Linked DNA regions of Homo sapiens: region 2 is linked to region 1. The links are chromatin contacts, found by Hi-C or POLR2A ChIA-PET in ENCODE. All regions are on one chromosome and are shown on one strand. The core of a region is the stretch at or near the end of the contact, and the rest is flanking DNA. Distances in the headings are between cores, read along the strand shown.

Evidence for each region. A loop is a pair of places that touch in the nucleus more often than their neighbours do. ChIA-PET counts read pairs that join two places held with the same protein, here RNA polymerase II (POLR2A). Pooled maps may share reads with other maps.
Region 2: a loop to region 1 is called in a pooled map, with 2.8 times the contacts of the local background. The contact joins two enhancer-like sites. A Hi-C loop is called at or near these places in 14 of 168 maps with a recorded cell type or tissue (GM11168, Right ventricle myocardium inferior, adrenal gland and 7 more) and 6 of 50 pooled maps. POLR2A ChIA-PET finds 5 or more read pairs at or near these places in 4 of 52 experiments (BJ, GM10248, WTC11 and 1 more).

What each region holds. Positions count from the first base shown.
Region 1 is chr20:49,540,272-49,544,650 of GRCh38, reverse strand. It overlaps PTGIS (prostaglandin I2 synthase), which reads left to right. Exons shown (of 10, transcript NM_000961.4): 4 at 203-346. Among named protein-coding and RNA genes, the nearest start is that of PTGIS, 26 kb to the left of the region's middle. RefSeq lists a silencer at 2,069-2,345 and an enhancer at 2,801-2,850. Within about 2 kb of position 2,735, at least 3 of the 41 ENCODE cell types and tissues checked have a DNase peak (open chromatin) inside an H3K27ac peak, as active enhancers do.
Region 2 is chr20:49,865,964-49,870,837 of GRCh38, reverse strand. All of the region lies in intron 10 of SLC9A8 (solute carrier family 9 member A8), which reads right to left. Among named protein-coding and RNA genes, the nearest start is that of MIR12122, 4.5 kb to the right of the region's middle. RefSeq lists enhancers at 2,689-2,738, 2,979-3,088. Within about 2 kb of position 2,902, at least 2 of the 41 ENCODE cell types and tissues checked have a DNase peak (open chromatin) inside an H3K27ac peak, as active enhancers do.

The sequences.
Region 1 (4,379 bases), core at 1,486-3,985:
TTAGGCTCAGTATAACAGATGGGAACTATTGTTGACGATGACAGTCATAATAATATCCTCTTATTTAAGCTACTCTTCCGCAGGACCTCTTTGCCAATGGGGAGCTTGAGCTCTGGGACCCTTAGGTTTGGGGAGGGAGGTGCCTGTAGGTGTGTATTTCCCTTTGGAAGCCAAATTTTCATGCTTTTGTTTCCTGCCTCAGGACTCTTCTCCACAGAGAGCTCCAGGCACTCACAGAAGCCATGTATACCAACCTCCATGCAGTGCTGTTGGGCGATGCTACAGAAGCAGGCAGTGGCTGGCACGAGATGGGTCTCCTCGACTTCTCCTACAGCTTCCTGCTCAGGTGAGGCTGTGCAGCCCCCACCCTCCTGCTGGGGCCCGGCACTTTGACCTGTGTCAGCCATGAGCAGTGGCCAAGGGAACCGTGAGGACTCTGTGGGTGGGGGAAGCAATTTGAGACACCCAAAGCAAAGACTGTAGGAAAGACGCCATGCACCAGGGCCCCGGCTGTTCATCTGACCTAGCTCATGAACTGTAAAAGGAGACACTGGCTGGAAATGGGACCTTACAGGTCATTCAGAGAGGAAGTCACAGAGCAAGACTTCAGAGGTCATCTTGTCCTGTGGCTTCCAGACTTTGGGATTTCACAGAACAGAAAACAAAATGTTTGGGAGATCAACTTGGGACCTTAACCTTTTATCTGGTCTTGTAAATGTATGTTAAAAACTGCACAACCGAACGTTCCTTCCTTCAGCAGTGCCGGGCACTAATCCAGGCTCTGGGGATACAGCAGGGAACAGGACAGATGAAGTCCCCAAATTCACACAGCTGACACTCCAGTGGGGGAGGCCGAATTGAGTTATGTCAGAGAGTGATAAACACGATGACAGAGATCCACGGGTGGGGTGACAGCATCTGGGGGGCTTTCTTAGGCCGACTGACGAGGCAGGGTCATGCTCTGGGGGTCTGGCTTCTGAGCCAAGACCTAACTGCAAAGTGCCCACCACGCCAACACTCTAGGCAGGGGAAACAGCAGGTGCAAAGGCCCAGAGGTGGGAGGAAGCTCAGAGAGACGGCCAGTGTGGCTACAGCATAAAGAGCCAAGGAGGGAAGGTGGACAGGAGGTCAGAGAAGTGGGCAGAAGCAGGCCTCAGGCAGTCGGGAGGTCAGGGAAGGCTTTGGAAATTATGCTGAGTAAGATCGGGTGACATCAGGGGTTTGCACAGGGGCAGGACATGATCTAACTTAGTTTGAAAGCCCCCTCTGGCTGCTGGATGGAGGATGGACTGTAGGGGTAAGGAGGGGTGGAGAGGGAGGCAGGAGGACCTAGCAGGAGGCTGCCAGGTGTCACCAAGGTGAGAGAATGGTGGTGGCCCAGGGAGGTGGTGAGAATTTGGGTAGCTTTTGGAGATAGAGTTCACTGGCTCTGCCGGAAGATTTGACTGGGGCAGCGGTGGGGATGGGGGAGCGTGGGCGTGAGTGAGAGGGATAGAGTGGTGTTAAGGACAGCTCCCTGATTTTAGTGATGCCCTTAACCAACCAGAATTTAATTTAATTTAAATTTAATTTAAAAAAGGACATTTCAACCCCTCCAAGAAATTAGAGCAACATAGTTCTAGGATAAAGGGCAGTCATTCGTTGACACATATGGGCATGTGGGTATATTTATGATATGTGTGTGCATATGTGTAGACTCGGCGTGTCTCAGCTCTTTTAATGCTCACAATCGCTCTAGGAGGCTAGGACTTTACATATTCCATTTGACAGATGAGAAAACTGAGACCTGGAGAGCCTGAGTCATTTGCCCAGAGGCCTGTGTTGGGGTCAGGACAGGGCTGGTCCCAGAGTCTGCACTCTCAGCCACAGCTCTCAGCACACGAACAGTCCCCATTCTTTTTGTTTTGCCCTGGGGTGGTGCAAACAGTGTCAAGGGCTGTAATTGGTGTGGGTGATGCTGGTCTGGTCCACCCTGCATTGTATGATGGGGACTGAGGTCCAGAGAGGGCCAGCTGAAACCACCCAGCAAGTTCACAGTAGTGATCCTCCCAGGTCTCCTGGCTCCTGGGTCCCTGTGCAGACAAAGAAGTCAGAGAGAGATAGGCTGGGGAGAGGCAGGCTCAGGGGCAGCTGGGTCTGGCTAGGCTCCATGGTACAGCGGCAGGCACAGGGGAATCAGCTCAGGGGGAATCAGACGTAAATCCATACCTGTAACCCGGTAACTGTGTCTTCAGGGCCTGAGGCCTGGGCTGGAGCTCCTGCCCCCTGGCTTGGCAGCTGTAGGCCTTTCCACTGCCATCAATCAGCAGCCCCTGAAATACAAAGAGAATGGGCCAGTTGGATGGGAGGGACACAGAGGTGAAAGGGGTGCCGGTTCAGGCAGCCCGAACTGTGAGGTGCCACCTCTTACACCCACCAGCCTGGCCTGTGTTGGCCCTGGCCTCACTGAGTCACACCCAAAGTTCTCCTCTGTCCTCACCTTGTAGCCCTGGCCTCCCCTCCTCCCACCTACCTCTCTGCTGCCCCTTGAGCAGGTCAGGCACGCTCTCTCTTTGTGGCCTTTGCTATTTCTGTTCCCTTGCCTGGGAATGCTGTTCCCCACAGGTCTGCGTGGCTCCCACCCCACTTCGTTTAAGCCTTATCGCGAGCGCCACCTGCTCAGAGAGGTCTTTCTTGAGTCCCATTTTCGTGATGGCTCCCTCCTGTGACCCAGCTTGGTTCAGCTTTATTTTTCTTTGTGGCTCTAGCGCCGCCTGTGGGTCGTGTGTGTATTTACATATGGGATTATCCTGTCTTCAGCCGTGCTCTTTTGATATGGAGCTGCCGGCTTCGCTTCCACAGAGCAAAACCTTGTGGTCCTCTGGGTTTACTTTTTCTTTTTGTTTTCTTTTCCTTCATTTTATTTTATTTTATTTTAAAGACAAAGTTTCGCTCTTTCGCCCAGGCTGGAGTGCAATAATGGCGCGATCTCTGCTCGCTGCAACCTCCGCCTCCCAGATTCAAGCGATTCTCTCGCCTCAGCCTCCTGAGTAGCTGGGACTACAGGTGCCGCCACCATGCCCAGCTAATTTTTGTATTTTTAGTAGAGAGGGGGTTTCACCATGTTGGCCAAGCTGGTCTCGAACTCCTGACCTCAGGTGATATAACCACCTCGGCATCCCAAAGTGCTAGGATTACAGGCGTGAGCCACCTCTCCCGGCCGGTTTACTTTTTTGGTTTATTTTTCATTGCCTGTTTTGGTAGAAATATATGTACCGGGAAATGGTTCTCTGAGTTAGCAAAAAACAACAGTGCAAGTGTGATGATAAATGATGACCAGTGTCAACTGCAGTGTCACCGAGACCACAGGGCCTTGGGAGTACCGCAGTGGCCTGGCAAGCACGTGTCTGTCTAAAAGGGGCGGCTGCAACTCTGCTCCTGCTAGGTTTCCAGGTGGGACCGCAGGTCAGCCAGATTCCTTTTTCAAGATGAGATGAGCAGGAAATCCGGATTTTGTGTGAGTTTCCCCAAATGTTTGAAGGAAGCTTTAGTTTGTTTTTAGGAACTCCCTTGATAAAACACATTTGTGGACTGAATCCAGTGTGTGGGCTGCACCTTTACAACTTCTGCCACCACTGTGCAGGTGAGGGACAGAGCAGGGACCACGCAGGCCTCTCTCGGCCCCCACCTACCCTCATTCCTGCTTCCATTCTCTCTTCATCTGGGAAAACCCCTCTCCTGAGAGATCCTGGTCTCTGGTCTTTGTCTGCACAGGGATCCAGGAGCTCAAGGGGAGGGTGAGAGGGTGAGGCCCCGGGGCTTTGGTTGCGTCTCTTTGTTGTGACTCTCTGCTGAGGCAGAGATGACAAAATGAAAGCCTGCAGTTTCCCTCCCAGGACTGAGGTCAGCCCGCTGGGCTGGGGCTGGACTCCTGGGGCATTTAAAGGGGGCTGGAGGTGAAGGCGCGTCCTCTGAGCGTGGTCCTGTGTGTGTGCGTGTGCGTGTGCGTAAGTGTGCCTCAGTGAGAGCACATGAGAGCTCATGCTAGCTCCCATGTCTTACCCTTTTTCACACTTGACCAGGCCCTGACCTCCTTCTCGGGCCTCCCAGAGCCCCTCAGATCAAGCACAACCTTCTCACTGCTGCAAATGCCTGCCTTGCGTGGCCAGCCCTGACAGCCCAGGCCCTCCCATCCTCTGCCTCACACCCCGGCTCCAGTGCCTGCACCAGCCACAGCTGGCACCTCTCCCACCAGGCACGGTTGCACTCTCAGCTCTGGGCCTTTGCACAGGCTGTGCCTGTTGCCTGAACACGTTCCTCTTCTGCTTCCCCCGATCATCCTGCAGATCTCAGCTCAGACCCTCCCTTCTCTAGGAAGTCTTCCCTGAATCCCTCCCTGG
Region 2 (4,874 bases), core at 1,653-4,152, 330 kb before region 1:
CCAGCTACTCAGGAGGCTGAGGTGGAAGGATCACCTAAACCTGGGGAGGTCAAGGCTGCAGTGAGACGTGATTGTGCCACTGCACTCCAGCCTGGGTAACAGAGCATGATCCTGTCTCAAAAAATAAAATTAAAATAAAATAAAACTAAAGTAATAAACAGGATCCTATCACATATATGGTGCCTATTACCAGCAGAGTGATTTTTTTTCAAGGGCTTCCAACTCTCTTGTCGTGGTGCATATACTAGAAACCCAGCTCCTTCTCAGGCCTGCAGAACCTGTGAGGCAGCGTCCTGGCCACACTGGTCTTCCTTCTCTTCCTGGAGCATGCCACACTCCCGCACATCTATCTTCAGACCCCTGGCTCCTGCAGTTCCTGCTGCCAAAACCCTCCTTCCCTAGAGCGTCCCTGGGCTGGCTCCTCTCGCCACACAGGTCTGGGCTCCAGTGCCACCTCCAGGGGAGACCTCCCTGACTGCCTGAGATCCCATCCATTCTCTACCACATGCCACTCTCTGTCACATGGCTTTAATTTCTCTTCTTGTCATTTCTTGCCACCTGGAATTGTTGTATGGGTTTGCTTAAATTCTGGCTTTCTTCTGCAAGAAAAGGAAACTGATCTTGTGTTGTTTATAAATGTAGCCCCAACAGCAAGGATAGTTCTCAGCATAGGGTGGACATTTAATAAGTATTTCTTGAATGGGCGAGAGTTTGATTTTTCAACTTACTTTTAAAAAATTTAACAATATGTCAAATTCTTTCCATGGCAGTACAGACAGGTCAAGTTCATTTTTTAAGTAGCTGCACAGGATTCCATAGTGCAAATGGACTGGAATTTGATCTTTTCCATTACTGATGAACATATAGTTCCTTCCAGTTTTTCTCTCCCAAGCAGTGCTGCAATGGAATTCCTTAGATATCTGTGCAGAAGAGCACTGCACCATACATTCTATCTTTGGCCAACTTCATGCCAGTATCTTTTTATTTTTATTTTATTTTTTTTTTTGAGATGGAGTCTTGCTCTGTCGCCAGGCTAGAGTGCAGTGGCAGGATCTCGGCTCACTGCAACCTCTGCTTCCCTGGTTCAAGCAATTCTCCTGCCTCAGCCTGCCGAGTAGCTGGGACTACCAGCACGTGCCACCATGCCCAGATAATATTTTGTATTTTTAGTAGAGATGGGGTTTCACCATATTAGCCAGAATGGTTTTGATCTCTTGACCTCGTGATCCACCTGCCTTGGCCTCCCAAAGTGCTGGGATTATAGGTGTGAGCCACTGCGCCTGGCCCATGCCAACATCTTAAGAAAGTGTTATGTTGGCCGGGCGCGGTGGCTCACGCCTGTAATCCCAGCACTTTGGGAGGCCGAGGCGGACAGATCACGAGGTCAGGAGTTCAAGATCAGCCTGGCCAAGATGGTGAAACCCTGTCTCTACTAAAAATACAAAAAAAAAATTAGTCGGGCGTGGTGGTGGGCACCTGTAATCCCAGCTACTCGGAAGGCTGAGGCAGAGAATTGCTTGAACCTGGGAGGCAGAGGTCGCAGTGAGCCGAGATGGCACCACTGCACTCCAGACTGGGCTACAGAGCGAAACTCTGCCTCAAAAAGAAAGAAAGAAAGAAAGAAAGTGTTATCTCATGATTAATCTTGCAAACTCATCCTTCAAGCCCAAAGTCCCCTCCTCTGTGACTCACCTTGACAGAGTGTCACTCTCTCCCATCCCCTGCAAGCCCAGTGTTCGCTAACTGCTCTGCCTAAGTGGGGTCTATTCATCTTTGAATCTTTAGTGTCAGAGGCCAAAGTGGCCCTCAAAACTGGCTTGACTGAACAATAAAAATAGTTAACATGGATACAGTCAGAACAAATATTCTGAGAATAGCTAACGCTTGCTGAGTTATAATTAGGGAGACTGTTTGATTTGCTGTGGATACCAGGACATTTTTTAGAATAAACGGGGATATTATTAATTCATCATATTGAGACAGAGGGCAAACCAGGACTTCTGGCCACCCCAGCAGTGGCACAGATGCCCCATCAGGACTCTCACTTGCATCGCTCCCCACTCCTCAGCAAAGGCGTCAGGCTGGCCCTTTTGTCTATTTTATAATGAGGAAGTAGAGCATGGGGTGGTTAAGTCTGTAATCTGAGGTTACACAGCCAATAAGAGGTGGAGCTGGGATTCAAATCCAAGTCTGTCTGTTATCCAGCCCCAGTCCTTAGCAACTGTGTTCCCTACATGTGGATTTAGGTAAATAATTCCCACTTCCTAGGAAGAGAATGTCCTGCTCCATGGTCTTGGGAACCACTTGAGATCAGTCCTTTGTGATAGTCAGGAAAAGGGGAGCACACAAAGGAAGGTGAAGACAGCAGAAACCACCCTTTCCATCTGTGCTTTCACAGTGCAATGTGGGGCGTCCACACACCACACAGGGCCATCCTGCCCCTCTCTGAAAACCCTGCGTGACAAATACCCAAAAGGCAAAGTGCGGACAGAGCAGGTTCCCTCACCCAGAGGCAGATCTGGTGTTCCTGGCTTGCACTGCTGTGTGTGGAGCAAGGTCCCTAAGGAAATGAAACCCCTCTCAACAGGAAACACTGCCAGTCTGAAAAGAAGGTAAGAAAAACACTCCCTTATTTTAATCACAGATTCCAAACAGATGCATGAAACACATCTTTGCCAACAGGTACTCAATGATCTTCTCAAGGGGGTAGAGGAACAATTTAGAAAAACAGATGTAAAAATAGCTAGGCTAGAGCCGAATGACTCACAGGTAACGTTTTTGTAAGTGCCAACATTCAGTAAAGAAAGGGAACCTCATGGCAGACACCAGGATGGAATTACCCTGGTGAACTGGTCTGCGATGAAAAACAAAACCCTGAAAATGGTGAGTCCACTCTGCTTCCTCCTTGTGCTGCTCATGCAGCACCCAAGTGTGACTCCGGATAGCGACTGGGTAGAAAAGTTCTGTCAACTGAGTCACTAGAGACCACTGGGCCTTCAGCTTTGCGTCTGAAGAAATTACTGCTACACAGAACACTGTCCTGCTCTACATAACTAGAAAACCTGATACAAGATATGAAACAAAACTATTTTCTGACATGGGACAAAAGATAGGGTAGGACTGTGATTCCTGCCGGAAGGGAGACAAAGGTGGCCACTCTTTCCCTAGGCCCCCTGCTGAGCTGACTGCCTGAGGCTGAGGCTTTAAGAGGGCTGTCCTGTTGAGTCGGGGAAGCTGCACAGAAAGAGAGCTCTTGGACATCTACTGTAAAGTCCCCTTGAGTCTTTGACTGATACTGATCAGTAAATATGTCGGATGAAACAAGAAGCTGGGGAAAGAACCATTAAAAAGAAGTAGGCTGAACAATTCCAGAAGCTGACATGGGTGGGAATAGTTTGCGTTCCCACCAGCCAGAGTGGAGTGAGCTCACGGTACCTGAGACACCTTAGTTAGGGCCCTGCTACTCTGCACCAGCCCTAAAAAAGTTTAAATGTAAGCCTCAAGAAGGATTAAACTGATGTCAAGAGACTTAGATACGTGCCAGAAGAAAAGTCCAGAAATAACACACACACACAAAAAAAATTGTTTTTAAAAGAAAAGTCCAGAACTCCGTAAAGGAATACAATAAAATCTTGTGCTCAACAACATAAAACTTCACAATGACTGACATCCAATCAAAACTTAATAACAAGCAAAGAGCAAGAAAATGTGACCTATAAGCACAAGAAAAATCAACAACAAAACAGACCTACAGTTGACAGAGATGACGGAATTAGCAAACAAGGACATTAAAACAGCTATCAGAAATTTCTATGTTTCATATGCTCCAGAATATAGAAGAAAACATGAACATGATGAAGAGAGAAATGGAAGAAATGAAAATAACCTAAAGGGATCTGCTGTAGATGAATTATAAAATATGTAAATGAGAAATACGCTGGGTAGGATTAGCAGGAGATTCCACATGGCAGAAGATCAGTGACTTTGAAGATACGGCAACAGGAAATAACCAAAATTAAGCACATAGGGAAAAAAAGAAAAAAAGGCAAAGCATATTGTGGGCCAATAGCATGCTACCTCTCATAACTGGAGTAAACTGAAGTCTCAAGGGGAAGAGGAAGGCGGAACAAAAAAATATTGATAAAGAAATGGGCAAAAGCTTACCAAATTTGATGAAAGCTATAAACTCATATAAACTATAAACCCAAAAAACTCAATGAACCCAAGGCGAATATAAAAATAACCACACCAAAGCACATCTAAATGCAGTTGCTACACACCTATCAGGACAGCTAAACTTTTTTAAATTAAAATAAGTGTGGTGGCAATATGAAGCAACTGGCACTCTCTCATACATTCTGAGGAATGTAAAATGATACAGTCACTTCGAAAAACACTAGGCAGTTTCTAAAAAAGTAAAAATGTACTTACCATATGACCTAGCAGCCTTAATCCTAGGTATTTACCCAAGATAAATGAAAACACATGCACACTGTTCTTAGCCCAAATCTGGAAAACCCCAAATGCCCTTCAAATGATGAACAGACAAACTGTGGTGCAATAAGAACGATAAACTACTGCCACACGCAAAAACACGGATGTCTCTCAAAAACGTAACTGAAAGAGAGGAGACACAAAAGACTACGTACCACATGATTTCATTTAAACTACAATGACAGTGCAGGATCAGTGGGTGCCAGGGCTCAGGACAGGCAGGTGGACTGACTGCAGAAGGGCACAGGGGAGCCACACTGGGCGATAAGAATATGCCACACCTCGACTGTGGGGGTAGTTATGACTGTCCACATTTGCAAAAATTCATGGAACTATATACTTAGAACGGGTCCATGTATTGTGTGTAAATTATACCTCAA